Regions from separate parts of the Homo sapiens genome. Here region 1 is linked to region 2. A link is a loop called in an ENCODE intact Hi-C map of the cell type or tissue named here. Cell type or tissue: mammary epithelial cell. All regions are shown on one strand. Links, peaks and the distances in the headings refer to the core of each region. The heading gives the core; the rest is flanking DNA.

Region 1 (11,480 bases), core at 1,504-9,503, 75 kb after region 2:
CCATAACCATTCTCCTCTTCCAAATTTCTGCCAGAAATGTGAGCGTGCAAGCTGGAGCTCCAGCAGCCACCTTTGCACCATGATACAACCTTGTGGATGGAAGTCACATAGTTAAGAAGGTAGAACAAAAGGAAAGACGGAGCCTGGATACCTAATAACACTGTGTAACCATCATACATACCAATTCTGGACTCTTTTTTTTTTTTTTGAGATGGAGTCTCACTCTGTCGCCAGGCTGGAATGCAGTGGCGTGATCTCGGCTCACTACAACCTCCACCTCCTGGGTTCAAGCGATTCTCCTGCCTCAGCCTCTCGAGTAGCTGGGACTACAGGTGAGCACCACCATGCCCAGCTAATTTTTGTATTTTTAGTAGAGACGGGGTTTCACCATGTTGGCCAGGATGGTCTCAATCTCTTGACCTCATGATCCACCCGCCTCGGCCTTTCAAAGAGCTGGGATTACAGTTGTGAGCCATTGCACCTGGCCGAGTTTTTTTTTTTTTTTTTTTAAGAGACAAGGTGTCACTCCATTGCCCAGGCTAGAGTGCAGTGACGCAATCACAGCTCACTGCAGCCTCAACCTCCTGGGCTCAAGCAATCCTATCATGTCAGCCTCACAAGTAGTAAGACTACAGGTACGTATCTGCACCAAACTAATTTCTTCTTCTTCTTTTTTTTTTTTTTTTTTTTGTGAGCCAGGGTCTTACTTTGTTGCCCAGGCTGGTCTTGAACTCTTGGCTTCCAGAGATCCTCCTGCCTCCCAAAGTGCTGGCATTATAGGCATGAGCCACCAGGCCCAGCTCAGACTTCTTTTATATAAAAGAGGAATAAGCATTCACCTTGGTTAAACCACCATCACTAGCTGTTTCTGTTATTAGCAGATGAACACAACATCACTCTAATATATAGATGTGATAAATGAGAAAGTCTCAATCTAAAATCACCTTAACTCAAATATAAATAAAATTAACAAAAGTAACATTTCTTCCCACCTACAAGCCTTTGTGGGTTAGACATATGTCCTTCCTCTTCTTCTTACCTGACCACTGCAGAAGGATCAAGGTAGCAGCGACTTTCCAAGTCCCAAATAATCCTTTTCTTTATGCACTCTGCTTGATTCCTAAATTCGCTGTCCTGTAAAATATAAATACTTCTGTTCTCGGTATGTGTGCCATGACTTCATTCTGCTCCATCTATAGGGCATTCTTTTAATGGATTTGTTCACAATACTTTTCTTAGTATTATTACTACTATAAGTATGACTACTATTGCAACTACTACCACCACCTTAAAATTATGAGTACTTTATTAATAAAGTATATAAGATAAGATAAATTACATATATAATAGTTACATTGATCCAGTACTAAGATCCAAATACTGACTAACAACCTCAATCAATGATTCTCAACTCTAGATGCATATTAAAATCATCTGGAGTTTTTGTTTTTTTTTTTTTAAACACCTGGACCCGGTGCAGTGGCTCACACCTGTAATCCCAACACTTTAGGAGGCCAAGGCAGGAGTACTGCTTGAGGCCAGGAGTTCAAGACCAGGCTGGCAACAAAGTGAGACCTCCATCTCTAAAAATAATTTAAAAATTAGCTAAGTGTGGTGGCATGAGCCTGTGGTCCCAGCTACTCACGAGGCTGAGGCAGGAGGATTGCTTGAGCCTAGGAGGTTGAGGCTACAATGAGCCTCAATAATCGCACCATTGCATTCCAGCCTGGGTGACAGAGACCCTGTCTCAAAAAAAAAAAAAGGAAAAAACACCTGGCATTGGTACTATTTTAAAAGTAAATTCTTACATAGTTTACCTGGGTTAAGACTTGGCCATTGTCATTGTTTTAAACGCTTTCCTGGTGACTGTAATGTGCAGCCAGGGTTGAGAATTAACAATCTAAACTGAAACATAAAATATAATTTGAATGTCTAAAATAAAATGTCTGATCTAAATTAAAATATAAATCTAAGAAAAGTATGAATTTTCACTAATCACAATGATGAGAAAAGATAATGCACAGTGTTTTTCCAATATTCCTAGCCTCAGGTCTACTATTTTAAATATTTAGTCAGACAATGAAAAATAATTCAACCATCCTCATTTTACAAATTATTTTATTAAATGTTTCCATCAGTGGATTATCAGCTCATTCGAGAAACATTTGCAAGTGTGTTATACTATTTTCCTTTTTTTTTTTTTTTTTTTTTGAGACAGAGTCTCGCTCTGTCGCCCAGGCTGGAGTGCAGTGGCGCGATCTCGGCTCACTGCAAGCTCTGCCTCCTGGGTTCACGCCATTCTCCTGCCTCAGCCTCTGTGGAGTAGCTGGGACTACAGGCGCACGCCACCACGCCCGGCTAATTTTTTGTATTTTTTTTAGTAGAGACAGGGTTTCACCGTGGTCTCGATCTCCTGACCTCGTGCTCAGCCTGCCTCAGCCTCCCAAAGTGCTGGGATTACAAGCATGAGCCACCGCGCCCGGCCGCGTTATACTATTTTCTATGCCCTTGACAAATTTCTGGTAATTTATATAATTAATAAGTATATTAAAGTATGTCCATACAATGTCACATTATACAGCAAGTACAAATAAAGAAAAAGAGTGAGACTGCTTTTTATATAATGTGGAAAAATCTCAAAAATACACCACAAAGTAAAACAAAGCAAGTTGCATATAGTGTGTGTAAGTATGTACTCTTTACATTTGTGTAATAAAAATGATGGGGAACGAATACATGTATGTATTAGTGTGTGCATATATATATGATTAAACACCTTATACACTCAGTTTTAAAAAATGAAAAACAGGCAGGGCATGGTGGCTTGGGCCTGTAATCCCAGCACTTTGGGAGGCAGAGGTGGGTGGATCACTTGAGGTCAGGAGTTTGAAACCAGCCTGGCCAATATGGTGAAGCCCTGTCTCTACTAAAGTAAATACAGAAACCAGCAGGGCATGGTGGCGTGTGCCTGTAATCTCAGCTATTCAGGTGGCTGAGGCATGAGAATAGCTTGAACCCAAGAGGCAGAGGTTGCAGTGAGCTGAGATAGCGCCATTGCACTCCAGCCTGGGTGACAGAGTGAGACTCTGTCTCAAACAAACAAACAAAAACATTAATACCTTGAGATAAAGGAAAAATAGCAGTGTTTTCCCAACAGATACTAGTTCTGAAAATAACAAGACTTTGAACATTTCCTGAAAATCTGGACTTCCTAAAGAAAAGAACTTTTATCTGCTGGGTGCAGTGGTTCACGCCTGTAATCCCAGCACTTTGGGAGGCCGAGGCAGGCAGATCACCTGAGGTCAGGAGTTCAAGACCAGCCTGGCCAAATGTGGTGAAACCCCATCTCCACCAAAAATACAAAAATTAGCCGGGTGTGGTGGCGGGTGCCTGTAATCCCAGTTACTTGGGAGGCTGAGGCAGGAGAATCACTTGAACCCAGGAAGCGCAGGTTGCAGTGAGCCAAGATCGGGCCATTGCACTCCAGCCTGGGCAACAGGAAGGAAACTCCATCTCAAAAAAACAAAAAAAGAAAAGTACTTTTATCCCTGATGTTTATTATGCTGATGTCTGAAGATATTTTATAACCTTTGTATATCTGAAAATCAAGTGAAGAAACCTGCAGTTTTGCCATCATGAATAGACTAATGTAAATGGGGTAACGTTGGTAATTTTGTGTTGTTTTCTTCTAAAAACATTTGACCCTTGAACAACACAATTTGAATTGCATGGGTCCACTTATATATATGCGGATTTTTTTTTTTTTTTTTTTGAGACAGAATCTTGCTCTGTCACCCAGGCTGGAGTGCAGTGGTACAGTCTCGGCTCACTGCAGCCTCCGCCTCCGTGTCCCGGGTTCAAGCGATTCTCTTGCCTCAGCTTCCCAAGGAGCTGGGATTCAGGCGCACACCACTATACTGGCGAATTTTTGTGTTTTTAGGACCAGGCTGGTCTCAAACTCCTGGTCTCAAGTGATCTGCCCGCCTTGGCCTCCCAAAGTGCTGGGATTACAGCCACCGTACCTGGCTCATATGTGAATCTCTTTTTTTTTTTTTTTTTTTAGACAGTCTCACTCTGTTGCCCAGGCTGGAGTGCAGTGGCATGATCTCAGCTCACTGCAACCTCCACCTCCCAGGTTCAAGTGGTTCTCCTACCTCAGCCTCCCGAGTAGCTGAGATTACAGATGTGTGCCACTACACCCAGCCAATTCTTGTATTTTTAGTAGAGATGGGGTTTCACCATATTGTCCAGGCTGGTCTCGAACTCCTAACCTTGTGATCCACCCGCCTTGGCCTCCCAAAGTGCTAGCATTACAGGTGTGAGCCACCATGTCTGGCCATGTGGATCTTTTTTAAACCAAATATGAATCAAAAATACAGTATTTGTGGGATGTAAAACCCACAAATATGGAGGGCCAATTTGTCCTATACATAGTTTCTACAGGGCTGACTGCAGGACTTGAGTATGCACGAATTTTGGTATTTGCAGGGGTCCTGGCAACAACCCCCATGTACACCAAGGGATCACTATACTTTTTTTTTTTTTTTGAGACACGGTCTCGCTCTGACACTCAGGCTGGAGTGCAGTGACACAATCCTGACTCACTTCAACCTCCACCTCCAGGTTCAAGTGATTCTTGTGCTTCAGCCTCCCAAGCAGCTGGAATTACAGGTGTGTGCCAACGTGCCCAGCTAAGTTTTGTATTTTTAGTAGAGACAGAGTTTCATCATGTTGGCCAGGCTAATCTCGAACTCCTGACCTCAGTGATCCACCTGTCTCGGCCTCCCAAAGTGCTAGGATTACAGGCATCAGCTACTCCGCCCAGCCGAGATGACTACACTGATTTTTTATTTGGTGAGCCAGTCCTTCTGAAGTCTGACTCCCTTTCACAATTTCCAAGGAAACCTTTTCTTTACTTTTCTAAATGCTTCTGTCTCTGGGTCTTCCTTTGACTTACATATTTGCTTTTATATACATAAGAAAGTATCTAGAAGGAAACACAAGAAACTGTAACAAAGGTGACGACTGTCACAGAATCCTTGGTCTGTTGCTTTTCCAGCAGAAAACCTCTGTGGCTGGTCACACCTTTGCCCAAATTTTGCTTGGGCCTGCTAGGCTCATTTCACCCACTTGGCCTGGCAGGCTATGCTAGGCTTGCACTACTGGCCTGGATCCCACGCCTGCCAAGGGTGAGCTAGGCATGGATCATTGAGGGGTGTGTGAGTAAGCGATCATGGGGTCTGGCCATTGTGCACAGCCAGGCATGCTGGCTGCAGCAGAGCCGGCAGCTCCAGGCGTCAGCACAGGTGCCAGCTCCCTGCGAGGCTGTGGCTGAACCAGGCATATTGCAAACGGCTTCCATGGCCGGCACCAGGGAATGTGGTGGTGCTCAGAAGCTTGGAGACACCAGAAACTGAAGAGCCCCAGGTGTCAGACCTGGCTCAGGGAGCTCCTAGGTCTGGGCTTCCCGAAGCACCATAACTCTTCTCTCTTCTCCCCTTTTTGTCACCCACAATGTGATGAGCAAGGGACATGTTTCAGCCCTGTTTGTGTTACAGCTCTTTCAGCCCCACCATTCCGCAGGTCCTGAGTTCTTGTTTCGCATCCAGGAAGAATGAGGTACACAGACAAGCGGAGGGTGAGCAAAGCAAAGAGGTGCTTTACTGAGCAACAGAACAACTCAGAGGAGACTCACTGAGTAGTGGTAGCTCCTCTCTGCAGGCAGGTTGTCCTGACAAGTGCCCAGCTCTCAGAAGAGAGGAGACCCACAGTGGGTAGCTCCTCTCCACAGGCAGGGCGTCCTGATGAGTGTTCAGCTCTCAGCAGACAGGATACCCACAGTGGGTAGCTCCTCTCTACAGGCAGGGCATCCCAATGACTGTTCAGCTCTCAGCAGAGAGGAGACCCACAGTGGGTAGCTTCTCTCCACCGGCAGGTCATCCCATCCTTTGCCTGAGTCTGGCTGAGTCATGGGTTTTTATAGGCTCCAGAGGGGAGGAAGTAGATGCTGACTGATCCATGGGAGGCCATGGGTGGGGCCAGAAAAGTACCATAAGTTCTCACTCCAGTCCATGGAACTAGCAGCCTGGCCCCCAGACCTAAGGCGGTCCCTGGCCTGAAGGTGGGGTTTCATTGGGCACCTGCCCCTTTTTGCCCAGGAGCCTGTCTGCCTCCTGCTGCCATCCACAGTGCCCTGGCTGTTCATGCTGAGGGGTGCCTGCAAGCCCATGCCAAGCTGCCCTCAGTGGCCCCTCGGACTTTCTCCCATGCTCGTGGGTGCCCAAAGTCTGGAGGGGGATCAAGGTGGCAGGGGGTTGGTGTGTCAGCACTTCCCTGAGCACATGCGCACCTGGCCAGGTTGTGACAGCACCAGGCTTGGCCACAGCTTTGCTCCAAAATTGGAGCAGGCACCAGGAGTAGGCAGAGGCCAGGCAGCAGGAGCAGGCACTTCCAAGCCTGTGGGGGCAGGAGGGCTTCCCAGCTTCCAAGAGTGCAGAGATGCCTGGGTATGCAGCTGTGGTTGGGCAGCTGCAGCTGCACATGGGAGGGCACTTGTTCCCAGCTCCCACCAGCTCCATGGAGCGTGTAGGCCCAGTCAGGACTCCCCCACTGCAGCCAGCATCATGGCAGGAGCTGCTCCAGACTGGCCACTGCTGCCATCACTACTAGGGTAATGAGATGGGGAGGAATTAGAAGGAAGAGACATGACTAGAGGGACACTTTCACTGCATACATCTTCATTTTTAATTTTGACAGTAACTGATAATTACCTATTCATAAATCAGTAAATTTAAAATAAAATAAAGAGTACATGTGATATAAATTATTTTGTTTTCTGGACTTAAGAAGCCAGAAGATATTTGAATCAGAATTAGATATGTGTTTTATTTTGGCATGTAAGTATTTCGACAGGTGACAAATGTATATAAATTACAGTAATTCACAAAATGTTTTATCATCTGTCAGTACACTAAGTTTATCACAAAAACCTGTATATCAGGCTCTCACCTCAGGATGGTTGAGTTCTCCTTCTTCTTCTTCATAGGGACCACCAACAATGAATGCATCAGGAATGTTATTAGCTCCTGGAGCCAGAATGTTGGCAATTGGCCACTTTTTGGGCCGGGGAACAGGTTCCCTTTCCCCTCCAAGCTTCAGAGTTCCATTCTTAAATAAAATGGGATAGTCCTTCTACAGAAATAGATACCATATGTCAGGAAAATTTGTAAAGGACTTTGAAATGGACAAGAAGATTATTCAAGTGTCTTTTCAATGGAATGCTGAGTGTTATCAAACATACCCCTCTACGATTAATCTGATTCTAGAGAGGGGCCTGTGCCCTTCATTCCCTTTGTGCTATTTTACAACTCTGTAACTTATAGACATTTGATAATAATGCAAATTATTCTTGTTCATAAATATGCAGATACAGTTTGTCCAGTGGCAATGTAACTGATTATTTCCCTGAAGCTAATGACAAATTTTGAATTATTGGCAAATTCATTTCAGCATTCCTGATGCCTATATACTCCTTTGAACTCATTGTCACATTTTACTGATTCCCTCATTAATTAGTTAAATAAAATCTTGGACCAAATTCTGTGTTATTTATATTTATATGAGAGTTGTGCTTATACCTGTTTAAAAATTATCCTTTAGAAAACGAACTAAAATCTGGCAAGGGGCTAAAAATATAGGCATTTTCATGTCTTATAACTTATCCAAAGTATACTTGCAGTAGAAAATTGGTAAAATATATAAGTAGGCAATTTATAGAAGGGGAAATTAGAACATCCAACATTTAAACAAAAACATGCTATGTTTCATTAATAATCAGTAAAGTGCACATTAAAACAATGAGATATCAGCCAGGCAAGGTGGCTTAATGCCTATAATCCCACTTTGGGAGATAGAGCCAGGAGGATCACTTGAAGCCAGGAGCTTGAAACCAGCCTGGGCAACATAGTGAGACCCCCATCTCTACAAAAAAAAAAAATTAAAAATTAGCTAGATGCAATGGCATGCACCTGTAATCCCAGCTACGTGGGAGGCTGAGGTGAGAGGATTGCTTGAGTCCAGAAGTTCAAGGTTACTGTAATCTATGATTGTGCCACTGCACTCCAGCCTAGGTGATGGAGTGAGACCCTGTCTCTTATTAATAGATAGATAGATAGAGAGATATATAGATAGATAAAGAACAGGAACAAGAAGTTTACTGGAAAAGATAAATAAATGGCCCTTAAATTAAAAGGAAGTTCTATTTCCAACACTATAGCAAACTAAAGTACAACAGAGCCTTCATCAGCAACAAACACAACAAACTAGATAAAGTAGAATAGCAACAACAAAAAAAGAGTTATATTTTATCACATAGCCAAGGTCAAAAGAAGTAAATGAAAGTCTAGTCCAGTCACGGTGGCTCACACCTGTAATCCCAGCACTGTGGGAGGCCGAGGCGGGCGGATCACAAGGTCAGGAGTTCGAGACCATCCTGGCCAATATGGTGAAACCCCATCTCTACTAAAAATACAAAAATTAAGCCGGGCGCAGTGGCTCACGCCTGTAATCCCAGCACTTTGGGAGGCCGAGGTGGGCGGATCACAAGGTCAGGAGATCGAGACCATCCTGGCTAATACGGTGAAACCCCATCTCTACTAAAAATACAAAAAATTAGCCGGGCCTGGTGGCGGGTGCCTGTAGTCCCAGCTACTCGGGAGGCTGAGGCAGGAGAATCACTTGAACCCAGAAGGCAGAGGGTGCAGTGTGCCGAGATCGCACCACTGCACTCCAGCCTGGGTGACAGAGCGAGATTCCGTCTCAAAAAAAAAAAAAAAAAGAGAAAGAAAAAGAAAGTCTAAAAGTGCCAGAACTGGCAGCAGCAGCAACTCAGTACCCAAGGGATAAGCTCATGAGCTGATGCTGCGCCAACCCAGGAAATGTCAGACCCAGACACTATTATAGAGAAGCAATCATGGCCCCATGCTCAGGCAGGACGGGAAGCTGGAACTAAGACTACTGCATAAAACTAGGACCTGGGGCTGGGTGTGGTGGCTCACACCTGTAATCCCAGCACTTTGGGAGGCTGAGACATGCGGATCACCTGAGGTCAGGAGTTCAAGACCAGCCTGGCCAACATGGTGAAACCCCCTCTCTACTAAAATACAAAAAATTAGCTGGGCGTGGTAGTGGGCACCTGTAGTTCCAGCTACTCAGGAGGCTGAGTCAGGAGAATTGCTTGAACCCGGGAGGCACAGGGTGGAGTGAGCTGAGATCATGCCACTGCACTCTAGCCTGGGCGACAGAGTGAGACTCCATCTCCATCTCCAAAAGCAAAGCAAAAAAGAATTCTAGGACCTGGTAGGGCAACCTTTCATAAAACATCAGAATAAAGGAGCCCTTTTCAAGTTTAAAATGATGTAAGAAACCTAAAAGAAAAAGATTTAACTATTAAAAAACTTTTGTGTACCAAAGCAATGACCCAAATTAAAAATAAATAATAAACCAGAAATAAATATGATAAACTATAAATTGACAAACTTGAAAGAAAATATTATTTTTCTCTACATATGAAGAATTTTTTTTTTTTTTGAGATGGCGTTTCACTCGTTGCCCAGGCTGGAGTACAATCTTGGCGCAATCTTGGCTCACTGCAACCTCTGCCTCCCAGGTTTAAGTGGTTCTCCTGCCTCAGCCTCCCCAGTAGCTGGGATTACAGGCACCCACCACCATACCCAGCTAATTTTTTGTATTTTTAGTAGAGACAGGGTTTCACCATGTTGGCCAGGCTGGTCTCGAACTCCTAACCTCAGTTGATCTACCTGCCTCAGCCTCCCAAAGTGCTGGGATTACAGGCGTGAGCCACTGCACCCCAGCCAGAATTTAATACATCAGCAAGAAAAATACTAAGCCCTCCAGGAGAAAAAAAATAAAAGACACTTTTAATTATCAAAATTAGCAAAAACAAAGAGAAAATTTTCAATACAATCTCAAAGTTGGAGAGAGGGCAATGCACAGATCTGCCTCATATAACTATGTGGGCTGTTCCCCGGAAGGGTGATCAGCCATCTCATTTGCCTAGGACTGTCCCAGTTGTGGTGCTGAAAGTCCCATGTCCCAGGAACCTCCTAAGTCCTCAGCAAACTGAACAGTTGCTACACAACTTTAGTGGGTCATCCACATACATGGCCCTGGAAATAAGATAAGTGGAAGTGTTAACTGAATAGAAGAAGCCTTTTAGCAAGCAAGTTAGAAATCTCCATCAAGAGCCTAAGAAACTCCATATCCAATCATTCCTATACCTAGAAATTTGGCCTAAGAAAATAATCTGGAATTAAGAGAAAGTTTTGTTTAATAAAGCACGTTGCACAAAATCTGCAAAATGTACACATAAAAATAATCTGTATAGAAATACACCAAAATTGGCCATTTTAAATCTTACATATTTTCCACCATATATTTATATAAATTATATTTAATGCATAATATATAATATGTAAATTATAAACATTAAGATCTGTATATAAAATAGAAATAAACTGTATTTTTCAAGCCTAAAATAAATCTCAGCTATTAGCAGTGCAATGCTTTGAATGAAATCTTAGAGGTGAGGAAGAGATGGCCATATGAGTACAGACATGTTTGAATCTCTATAAATATCTGGCAGTAGGGCTTTACCTCTCCAAGTGATGGAACTTGCAGACCGACCATGTAGTTCTGCCCAGGACCTGTTGGAATGAAGGATTCAGGCACAGAGTAAGCAGCCTCCAACGTGACCTTCAGTAGATTGCCCCCTGAGATCTGGGCTGTGGTCAGTAAAGGCTCTGCCACTAATACTTTAACTTCAAGACTGCACTGCTGTAAAAGAATAAAATTATGCAGCATTTTGAAAATTGCCAGAGATCTTCCTTTTTTGCATTATCTCATTTGAATCTCATATTACTGTTCAAGATAAGAAGGTAAAGCTTAATTATTTCCATAAGTTGAAACCATGTTCTCTAAGTCCCATGAGTTGGAGATAGAGCCAAGAAGAGAATCTTAACCCTAAACTAGATCCCTTCCCACTCTATCATACTGAGGTAAAGTATATATATAAATACATATAAAACAGGAATTGTAAGATTCTGTTGAAATGTTGGCCAGGCATGATGGCTCACTCCTGTAATCCCAGCACTTTGGGAGCCAAGGCAGGTGGATCACCTGATATCAGGGGTTCAAGACCAGCCTGGCCAACACAGTGAAAACCCATCTCTACTAAAAATACCAAAATTAGCCAGGCATGGTGGTGCGCGCCTGTAGTCCCAGCTGCTGGGGAGGCTGAGGCAGGAGAATCGCTTGAACCCAGGGAGGCAGTGAGCTGAGATTGTGCCATTGCACTCTAGCCTGGTCAACAAGAGCAAAACTCCATCTCAAAAAAAACAAAAGAAATGTCGATAGAAGTTGCACATGAGTAAGTGAGATTGGGTGCTTTTTTTGCTAGTCTA
Region 2 (11,480 bases), core at 2,008-10,007:
ATAACTATTGGGCCTGACTGCCTGCAGGGCCGGACAGAACAGAGTCACATTTCTCTTCTTACAAAAGCGAATAGGAGAAATATCGCTGAATTCTTTTTCTCAGCAAGGAACAGCCCTGAGAAAGAGAATGCATTCCCAGGGGTAGGTCTCTAAAATGGCCGCTCTGGGAGTGTCTCTCTCTTATATGGTTGTATATAAGGGATGAAAAAAGCCCCGGTTTCCTGTAGCGCCCCCAGGCTTATTAGGATTAGGAAATTCTTGCCTAGTAAATTTTAGTCAGACCAGTTGTCTGCTCTCAAACCCTGTCTCCTGATAAGATGTCATCATTGATAATGCGTGCCCAGTGGGACATGAAACTTCATCAGCAATTCTAATTTCGCCCTCGTCCTGTGATCTCGCTCTGCCCCCATTTGCCTTGTGATATTTTATTGCCCTTGAAGCATGTGATCTCTGTGACCCACACCCTATTCGTACACCCCTCCCCTTTTGAAATCCATAATAAAAACTTGCTGGTTTTGTGGCTTGGGGCATCACGGAACCTGCCGATGTGTGATGTCTCCCCTGGACACCCAGATTTAAAATTTCTCCTTTTTGTACTCTTTCCCTTTATTTCTCAGACCTGCTGACACTTAGGGAAAATAGAAAAAAACCTACATTGAAATATTGGGGGCTGGTTACCCCAATAAGTGCTAATACCATACTTTAATTTTTGCCAATCTGATGGTTGTGAATTTCTGCCACATCATTATTCTAAGTTGCATTCTTATGCTTACTAGTGACACAGAGCTTCTTCTCATACATGTATTAACTTTTACAATCTCCACATTAGCAAACTGCATATTCCTATATTGTTCCCCATGCCCCTCCCCCTCCTTTGTTTTTTCTTTTTTGAGACAGGGTCTGGCTCTGTCATTCAGGCTGGAGTGCAGTGGCACAATCACAGCTCACTGCAGCCTCAACCTTCCAGGCTCCAGTGATTTTTCCCACAACTTTAAAGTTGGAAACTCATGTATAACAAATGACACTAAAATAAAGTTTAAGGACTTATTATAAATATTGGCAGAATTTATAACTAATAGAGGATTAGCATCCAGGTTATATAAGTAGCTGCTACAATAAGGAAAAAACTCTACAATCTGATTTTAAAATGGGCACAGGGCTGGGTGCAGCAGTTCATGCCTGTAATCCCCGCACTTTGCAAGGCTGAGGGGGAAAGATCGCTCGAGCCCATGTGTTTAAGACCAGCCTGGGCAACATGGTGAGACTCTGTCTCTACAAAAAATGAAAAAATTAGGCATGGTGGCACACATCTGTTGTCCCAGCTACTTGGGGGGCTGAGGCAGTAGGATCATTTGAGCCTAGAAGGTCGAGGCAGCAAGTAAGCTGTGTTCCTGCCACTGCATTCCAGCCTGGGTACCAGAGCAAGACCCTGTCTCAAAAAAAAAAGAAAAAAAAAGGACTTAGATCTTAGATTGTTAGGGCTGGGCACAGAGGCTCATGCCTATAATTGCAGCTCTTTGGAAAGCTGAGGCATGAGGATTACTTGAGGCCAGGAGTTCAAGACTAGCCTGGGCAACATAGTGAGACTCTGCTCTACACATAATAAAATAAATTATCCAGGAGTGGTGGTGCATGCCTGTAGTCCCAGCTACTCAGGAGGCTGAAACAGGAGGATCCCTTGAGCCCAGGATCGTCCCACTGCACTGCACTCCAACCTCAGCAACAGAGCAAGACCCTGTCTCTTAAGAAAAAAACTTAGGTCTTTAAACCAGTTGGAATTGTGTGTGATGTGTGAGGTAAGGAACTAATTTTTTTTTTAATATGGATAGTAGCCAGTTGTCCCATCACCATTTAGTGAAGAATCCATTTGTTTCTCATTTTGCAGGTGCTATATAGTGTCTTTATAAAAAAATAGCTATATTAAGGCATAACTTACATACCATAAAATTCACTAATTTTAACGTTATGTTGTGCAAGCATCAGCACAATCCAGTGTTAGAAGACTCCTGTTACTCCAAAAAGTTCTTTCATGCCTGTTTGCAGTTACTCTCCATCCTCACCTTTAGCTCCAGGCAACCATTGATCTATTTTCCTTATTTCAAATAAATAGAATCAAATAATATATAGTCTTCTGTGCTTTGCTTTTTTCACTTGCCATAATATTTTTGACATTTATCCATATTGTTACATGAATCAGAATTTCATTTTAACTGCTGAGTAGTACTCCATTGTATAAATATTCCTCATTTTATTTACCCATTCACTGATGGACATGTAAAATGTTCCCAGTTTTGTGCTATTATTAAATGCTGTGATAAAAGTTCATATACAAATTTTTGTGTGGACATATGTCTTCATTTCTCTTAGCTAGATATAGAGAAGTAGAATTGCTGGCACATATGGTAAATATGTGTAACTTTTTAAGAATCTGACAAACTGTTTTCCAAAGTGGTTGTACCAATTTACAACCCTACCAGTAATGTACGAGGATTCCAGTTTATCCACATCTTTGTTAATACTTGGCATTGTCTATCTTTTTTTTTTTTTTTTGAGACAAGATCTCATTCTGTCACCCAGGCTGGAGTGCAGTGGTGCCATCACAGGGGCTCACTGCAGCCTCAACCTTCCAGGAAAAGGTGATTCTCTCATCTCAGCCTCCCAAGTACATGGGACTACAGGCACATGCCACCACCCCTGGCTAATCTTTGTATTTTTTTGTATTTTTTATTTACTGTATTAGTCAGTTTTCATGCTGCTGATAAAGACATACCAGAGACTGGGCAATTTACAAAGGAAAGAGGTTTAATTGGACTCACAATTCCAAGTGGCTCGCGAGGCCTCACAATCATGGTGGAAGGCAAAGAGGAGTAAGTCACGTCTTACGTGGATGGTAGCAGGCAAAAAGAAGCTTGTGTAGGGAAACTCCCATTTTTAAAACCATCAGATCTTGTGAGACTCATTCACTACCAGGAGAACAGTGCAGAAAAGAGCCACCCCCATAATTCAATCAGCTCCCACCTGGTTCCTTCCACAACAAGTGGGAATTGTGGGAGTTACAATTCGAGATGAGATTTGGGTAGGGACACAGCCAAAATATATCAGATGGGGTTTCACCATGCTGTCCGAGCTGGTCTCAAACTCCCAGGCTCAAGCGATTTGCCTGCTCGAGCCTCCCAAAGTGCTGAGATTACAGGCATGAGCCACCATGCCTGGCCTATCTTTTTGATTTAAGCTATTCTAGTGGGTGTGTAGTGCGGTGTCAATCTGCATTATTTTAAGGGGTATTTTAAAATTTTTTGGACATAATTTCAGATTAAATAAAAGTTACAAAATCAGTTCTCTCTTCTCTCAGGAAAGAATACATGTACTGTATACATATTATATATATGTATACATATGTATATATGTATACATATGTATATATGTATATATTATATATGTATATATGTATATATTATATATTATATATGTATATATGTATATATTATATATGTATATATATAATACATATACAGTAGTCTCCCTTATCTGAGGTTTTGCTTTCCACACCTTCACTTACCCAAGATCAACCTCGGCCCACCAAGATCTGAAAATATTACATAGAAAATTCCAGAAATAAACAATTCATAAGTTTTAAATTGCACACTGCTATTATGAAGAGCCTGATGAAATCTTGTGCCATCCCTCCCAGGATGTGAGTCATCCCTTTGTCCAGCATATACCCACTGTAGACGCTACCTGCCAGTTAGTCACTTCATAGCCCTCTCCGTTATCAGATCAGCTGTCATGGTCTCACAGTGCTTGTATTCAAGCCACCCTTATTTTACTTAATAATGGACTCATAGCACAAAAGTAGTGATGCTGGCAATTTGGATATGCAAAAGAGAAGCCATAAAGTGCTTCCTTTTCATGAAAAGGTGAAAGCTCTTGACTTAATCAGGAAAGAAAAAAAATGTATGCTGAGGTTGCTAAGATCTGTATAATGAACTTATCTTTTATCCATGAAAATGTGAAGAAGGAAAAAGAAATTGTGCATATTTAGTAGCACCTGTGGGCTATTAGAAAAAAATTTTTAATAATTATTTTAAAAAAGAAATTCGTGCATGGTATATATAGGATTCAGTACTATCCTTTGTTACAGGTATCCACTGGGGGGTCTTGGAACATATCCCTGGGGAACAAGGAGGGATTACTGTATGTGTGTGTGTATAAAAGTTAGAAAAATATAGAAAAGTTAAAAATATGTAGAAAAGTTAAAGTATATATGTGTGTGTTTATCTACATAAACACACACCTAACTCTTCCTGAACATTTGCAAGTAAATTAGAGATATGATTCAATTTTAATACTTCAGAGTGTGTTTTCTAAAATCAAGGATATTCTCCTCTATAACCACAGTACAATTATCACAATCAGGAAGTTAGTATAGATAGAATACTATTATCTAATCTATAGACCTTATCAAGATTTTTCCAATTGTTCCAATAATATCATTCATTCATTTCTTCATTCACTCATTCATTTATTTGAGACAGGATCTTGCTGTATCACCCAGACTGGAGTGTAGTGGTGTGAACAGGTCACTGCTGCCTCGACCTCCTGGGCTCAAGCAATCCTCCCACCTCAGCCTCCCAAGTAGCTGGGACTACAAGTGCCATCATGCCCAGCTAATTTTTTTAATGTTTTGTAGAGATAAAGTCTCACTATGTCGCCCAGGCTGTTCTTAAATTCCAGGGCTCAATTGGCCTCCCAAAGTGCCGGGATTACAGGCATGAGCCACCACGCCCAGCCCAATAATGTCTTTATGAGAAAATAAATCCAAGATCATGCATTGTATTTATTATTTATGTCTCCAGTTTCTTTTAATCTGGAATAGTTCTTGAGTCTTTGTGTTTCGTAACACTGGCATTTTTTAAAAATAGAGCACTATTTTGTAAACTATTCCCCAATTCATATTTGTCTAATGTTCCCTCATAATCATATCAGGTTATGAACTTTTAACAGGAATACCATAAAAATGTTCTGTTCTCAGTGCACCATATCAGGAAGCACAAGCTGCTTATCTCAATACTTGTGATGTTAACTTTGATCATTTATTACATTGCTATCTGCCAGGTTTTTCTACTCTAATGTTACTATTTTCCCCTTTGTAATTAATAAGTATCTTGTGGGGAGATACTTTGAGACTATGAAATATTTTCTTACTCCTTGAACTTTTCAACCATAATTTTAGCATACATTGATGATTGTCCACTGAATCTATTATGATGGTTTCCAAATTGCGATTTTCCAATTCCATCATTCTTCATACATTTAGCAGTTGGCCTTTGACTGTAAGCTTTCCTTTCTCTACCACTTATTTGTTTAATTATATCACTGTGGGCTCATAGATTCTTATTTGTAATCCTTTTCTACAAATTATTTATTTGGATGCTCAAATTATCCTTGTTTTAGCCAGCAGGTGTCCCCACTTCAAGCTAGTTTCTGTTTGTTTTATTTTTTCCCTATGCTGTTTTGATATGTGCCAGTCTTTCTTTGAACATTTTTTACTTTCTGACTCAACAAGATCTCAGACTCATCTTTTACTTTCCATGCACTAGTTCTGGAATTTTGGCCATCTTCCAAGAAGCCTCTGGTCCCCCCACAAACCCTTTCCTTCTAAACTGGACAAATGCCCTAGTTTCTTAAATGGATTTAGAAACCAAGACCTGAGCATTAGATGTGCTTATGCCCCCTGCCACCACTATTTATTTTTGAGACACAGGTATTTAGACACATATGAATATATTTCTATAAATACACATATATTTCTATATACCTATTTATACCTGTATCTATTTAATCTATCAAACAATGAGCTCTTATCAGTATCTCCCATTCTAATCCACCACTACAAGGTCATTCTATCCTTCTTGTTTCCACATTTGTAACTTCCTTTGAAGCACAGTGAAAAATGTGACTCCCATTATCCACAACATAATTATTTGTTAAATCATAGAATACCTAGTAATTTCAGAACTGCTAACTCATGACTTTGCAAAAATGAAGCCTAAAACTATACTCTAAAATGTGTATAAAGGTTTTTTCTCTTTAGCCTGATATATAGTATGTATTAGTCTACATTGCAAAGAATGTTTTCAAAAGTACCATGAGTTAATTATTTTTCTGCATTGTCAGTCTAATTACGTTATTCATTTGAAATACAATTTTATTTGGTTTTGTTTGTACGTAATTATGTGGTCTCCCCATTTCTTGCTGATTTTCTTTTTTAAAAAATATACGAAACATTAGCATTGTCCCAAAAGTCAGAACTCTACAAAAAGGGACATCACAGTGTCATCCCTCTCATTTCCTCCCTCCTCTACCCATGCCCACTCATGTCCTGTAGAATCTACTCTCATTAATCTCGGTTTATCCTTCCTCTGCTTCTTTTTGCACTAAAGAAGAGATTCGGCCGGGTGCGGTGGCTCACGCCTGTAATCCCAGCACTTTGGGAGGCCGAGATGGGCGGATCACGAGGTCAGGAGATCGAGACCATCCTGGCTAACACGGTGAAACCGTGTCTCTACTAAAAATACAAAAAATTAGCCGGGCGTGGTGGCCGGCGCCTGTAGTTCCAGCTACTGGGGAGGCTGAGGCAGGAGAATGGTGAACCTGGGAGGCGGAGCTTGCAGTGAGCCCAGATCGCGCCACTGCACTCCAGTCTGGGCAACAGAGAGACTCCATCTCAAAAAAAAAAAAAAAAGAAGAAGAAGAAGAGATTCATGTATATTTTCTTCTTTTTCCTTCTCTCTTATACAAAAGGTGGTATAATCTTGCACTTCACTTTTTTTACTTAATAATATAAACTGAAAATCATTCCACATCAGTTCATAGAGATCTTCCTCATTATTTTTATTCAGGGGCATAGTATTCCATTATGTGAATATACTATAGTTTATTTAGACATTCTCCCATGTTTAATAAATGAACTCCATTTAGGTTGTTTCCATTATTTTGCAATTGCAATAATGCTGTAATTAATAACTTGCGCACGCTCATTTTCAAATTGCTAGAGGAAGCGCATCATGGTAAATTTCTAGAAAACTCCAATTACTTTTAAATACCATCTACTCAAAACCTAAGTTTCCATATATATGTCAGTCTATTTCTGTCTGCCAATTGTTTCACTTACCTACTCTTACACTAATAGCACTCAGTGTTAATTGTTGCAGCTTCATAATAAGGCTTGATATTTAATAGGAAAGCCACTCTTACTCTTTCTTTCATACTGTCATAGCTATTTTTTTTTTTTTGGTCTTTATTCAACCAAGTGAATTTTAGGATTTATCTCATCAAGTTCCTTGAAAATATTATGTTATTATTTTTATTGGAATTGCCTTAAACTTAGATATTAACTTAGGGAAAACTTTCATCTTTATGTCATCAGAACTTCCTGCCCATGGACATGGTATATCTTTCTATTAGATTTTCTTTTACAATAAAGTTTTATGATTTTCCCCACACAGGTCTTGAATGGGATTTTAAAAATCAGACTTTCAAATTGATTGTTCCTGATTTTGATGACATTGATTTTTATATTGATTTTTATCCAGCAACTTTGTCCATCCACTTCTTTGCGTTAATCTTCATTGACTAAATTTATATTATTCAAAAGTCAAAAGGATATAATAAAGCATACAATGAGTTTTGCTTCCACCCGTCTCCCTATACACCCTGTTCCCCAATGACTGCCCTGACTAGTAACCATCATTGTTAGTTTTTTATCTACCATTTCAGTAGTGAACTCTTTTATTACATATTTCAGTTTGCTTGTAGATTTTCTTGGGTTCCTACCTAATCCTTTTACCTTCAGTTTCTTTTATGTGTGTATGTATATGTGTTATTGCCTTAATGGAACCTCCAGTATAGTTTCAAGTAGAAGTGACGATAACATTTTCCTTATCTTGTTCCTGACTTCAAAAGGAATGCTTCTAACTTTTCACCATTTCATATAATAGTTTAGATTTTGGGACATGTAGTTTCAGATTTTAAAAAAGCTAGTTTGCTTTTTTAAAAAGTCATGAATGGGTGTTAATTTTAGCCAATGATTTAGTTTTTAAAATAATTAATAGAATAAGAATAGCCTATGATTTTAATTTAGTCTCCATTTTGCTGCTAATATTATTTGTGTCTTTCCATTTTAAACAAAATTCTTAGTCATGCAAGAGGTTTGTCTGTTCACTAGTCTCTGCAAAAAACAGCTCATAATTTTGTTAATCCTATTATGTCCTTGTTGAAATTTTCATTTATTTCTACTCCTTATCATTTTCTCAATTATCATTTCTTTGAGTTTCCTTGCTTTCCCTTTACTACTTTATTTATTTAAAAATTAATTCATTGATTTTCAATCTTTGTTTCTAACATATGTATTTAAGGCTATAAATTACCCTCTATTTATTGCTTTAATTTTATCCCATAATTCTAATATATATTGGCTTTGTTTTTATTCAGCCTCATTTCAGTTATGTACTGAAGTATAACAAACCAACCCAAAACTTAATGGCTTAAAACATAATATGTTATTTCTCAAAATTCTACAGGTAATTTGGGCTGTTTTGCTGGTTTTCCCTGAGATCACTCATGCAGCTGAGGTCATATGACAATTTGGCTAGGACTGAAGGATCCAAGAAAACCTTACTCAAATAGCAGTTAATGTTGGCTGTTGGCTGGAGTGGTTCAGTTCTCTTCCATGTGGACTACTATAGCCTTCTATAGGCTAAACTGGGCTTCTTCACAGCACAGTGGTCCCAGAGTTTCAAGAGTGGTAGCTGAAGGCTTCTAAAAGCCTAACCTCTGAGAATTCACACAATGTCACTTGCACCATATTCTACTGGTCAGGGAAAGTCACAAGTTTAGCTTAGATTCAAGGGGGTGGAGAAATGAGAAAGAGACTCCGTCTCTTGATGGGAGTGAGTGGCAACATAACATTGCAAAGGATGTGGACATGACAGCATAATTAAATGGGGATCATTATTATAAAAATCTACTATAAGGCCTAATTTTCTACTGCTGTGTATAACACCCATTTATCATATCACATTTTCCATAGATCAGAAGCCTGACATTATTCAACTAGTTCTTTGCTTAGGGTCTCACAAGGCCAAAATCAAGGTGTCATCTATGCTGAGTTCTTATTTGCAGGCTCTGGAGAAGAATGTACTCCCAAGCTTATTCAGTTTGTTGGTAGAATTCAGTTCTTTGTGTTTATAGGTTCCTATAAGGTCCCTGTTTCCTTGCTGGCTCTCAGCAGGGGCTGCTGTTAGCTTCTAGATGCCACCCACATTCCTTGACATGTGGTCCTTCTCCATATTCAAGCCAGAGATGCTATACTGAATGATTCTTATGTTTCAAATCTGACATCCTTTCTGCCCCCACCACCAGAGAAAACTCTCTGCTTTTAGAAGACTTACCTGACTGGGTCAGGTCCACCCAGATAATCTCTGTATTTTAATGTCAACTGATTTGGTATTTTATTTACATCTGCAAAATCATTTTACAGCAGTACCTACATTAGTGTTTAATAGATTAATCTTAGGGGAGGGGGCCATCTTTAGAATTCTACCTAGCACAAAAGATTTCATATTTGAAGTGTCACAAGGTTTCTTCATTGACTTATTAATTAATTACAAGCATGTTTTCAGTTTCCAAAGGTATATGAGTCTTTTGGGCTTTATTTTGGTTGTTGATTTATAATTTTACTGCCATGTGATCTGTATGTATTTGTTGAACCCCTCTTTCTGGTTTTGCATGTGGTCAACCTTTATACATAACTCATTTGTACTTGAAAAGAATATGTGTCCTCTCATTGTTAAGTGAAGAGTTCTACATTGGTGTTTGAACTCAAACCTGTTGAATGGGTTATACATCTGTATATATATCCTATTTTTTTTCCTATTTGACTTATCAATTTCTAAGAGAAGTATATTATGGTCTTCCATACTGGCCCTTTTAGTTTAAAGATGAGGAAATTGAGGCCCAATAAAGTTAGGTGACTTGCCTCAGATCCTAGAGCTAGTTAGGGGAGAGCTGGGGTAAGAACTCTTTTTATTTGTTTTTCTTCTTTTTTTTCTTTTTTTTTGAGACGAGGTCTCACTCTGTCACCCAGGTTGGAGTGCAGTGGCACAATCTCAGCACCCTGCAACTTCTGCCTCCCAGGTTCAAGTGATCCTCCCACCCCAACCCTCGAAAGTAGCTGGGACCACAGGCGCTCCCCACCATTCCTGGCTAATTTTTTGTAGAGGCAGGGTTTTGCCATGTTCCCCAGGCTGGTCTTGAACTCCTGGGCTCAAGTGATCCACCTGCCTCAGCCTCCCAAATTGCTGGGGTTACAAACGTGAGCCACTACACCCAGCCAGACCTCAGGTATTTTTAAAATGTTGATATTTGGGATATTTACACTAAAGAGAAAATCTAGTAATTTTTGTTTGGTTCATTTCTCTTATAATAATACTCCCTGCCAATTTGGTGTCATACTGTCCAGTGGAAAACTGAGGGCTACTGTCGTTATTCCCAATGTGATCTTAGACTGATACGCAAGTTATTTAAGTCTAACTATGGGAGAGTTATTTTTAATAGGTAAAGCACCTATCATGAACTCCCACATTACCCTCCACCCAATATCCCATCTAAATCAAGGACAAGCACCCTCAGCCAGCATTTCAATGGGAAGAAATGATTCAGAAACACTAGTAGAACATCTCCTTCATCAATCTGTGACCTAGTTTATGTTGTGATACAATATTGCTCCTATTTTTAGAACTTCCTTTCCAGAGAAACACACCTAAATATATTATTTTTAAGCATGTTCCAAGTACAGCCTGCCCAGACTTGGCCCTTCCTTTGTCATCAGCATAATGATTACACCTAGAGCTTATCAGATTTCAGCTACCATGCATTAATGGCCATCTGCTGCCCCTTGCTTACTTGACCCCTCACCTCTGTGCCCTAAAAGGGCATTGTGTAAGGATAATAAACACTCACTTTCAGGCAGACCAGAGCCAGATATGCCCATACTTCAGCATTGTAGTTGTTCAATGCATTGGCTTCAGAAAGAGCATCCTCAGCCTCTGTGAGCTCCTCCAGCTTGACAGAAAAATGAGACATGTGAGTTAGCTTAGCTGAAACCACTATGTCCCAATAATACTGGTGTATATGACCTATACCAATGGTTTTCAACTTTTTAATATTTTTAGCATCAGAACTCTTTTCTTCAAAGGAAATCTTATGTGGTGGTTCAATATATGAACCAATTAAAAGTAGAAGAGCTCTGATTAAAAAGCCAGGTCGGGGATTCTGAAGCCCTGCCTAGTAAGCTCTTAACTTATACCCCTTTCTTCCTTCCCTCTACAGCGGTCCCATCAGGACATCTATAAACCATGGAGTTTCAGGTGCAAGGTTGGAAATCCACAGGAACTCACTCTCATGTGTGCATCATTCAG

What was found. Hi-C counts contacts between places; a loop is a spot of excess contacts. Peaks named below come from ENCODE experiments on the same cell type or tissue, not always from the same donor. Only the 100,000 strongest peaks of a DNase experiment are listed, where the experiment ranks them.
Region 1: it touches region 2 in a loop (2.6-fold over the local background); 2 of 110 quality-filtered maps call a loop at or near these places.

The regions. Positions count from the first base shown.
Region 1 is chr10:73,334,391-73,345,870 of GRCh38, forward strand. It overlaps CFAP70 (cilia and flagella associated protein 70), which reads right to left. Exons shown (of 28, transcript NM_001367801.1): 6 at 10,675-10,854; 7 at 7,009-7,191; 8 at 1,040-1,134. Among named protein-coding and RNA genes, the nearest start is that of CFAP70, 19 kb to the right of the region's middle. RefSeq lists a silencer at 5,121-5,415. In mammary epithelial cell, for the core only: no CTCF peak of the experiment used is centred there; a DNase peak (open chromatin) is centred at 4,631.
Region 2 is chr10:73,258,592-73,270,071 of GRCh38, forward strand. CFAP70 (cilia and flagella associated protein 70) reads right to left here. Exons shown (of 28, transcript NM_001367801.1): 26 at 11,023-11,124. All of the region lies in intron 2 of DNAJC9-AS1 (DNAJC9 and MRPS16 antisense RNA 1), which reads left to right. Among named protein-coding and RNA genes, the nearest start is that of MRPS16, 12 kb to the left of the region's middle. In mammary epithelial cell, for the core only: a CTCF peak has its summit at 5,466 (motif pointing right); a DNase peak (open chromatin) is centred at 3,730; H3K27ac peaks cover 1,793 bases.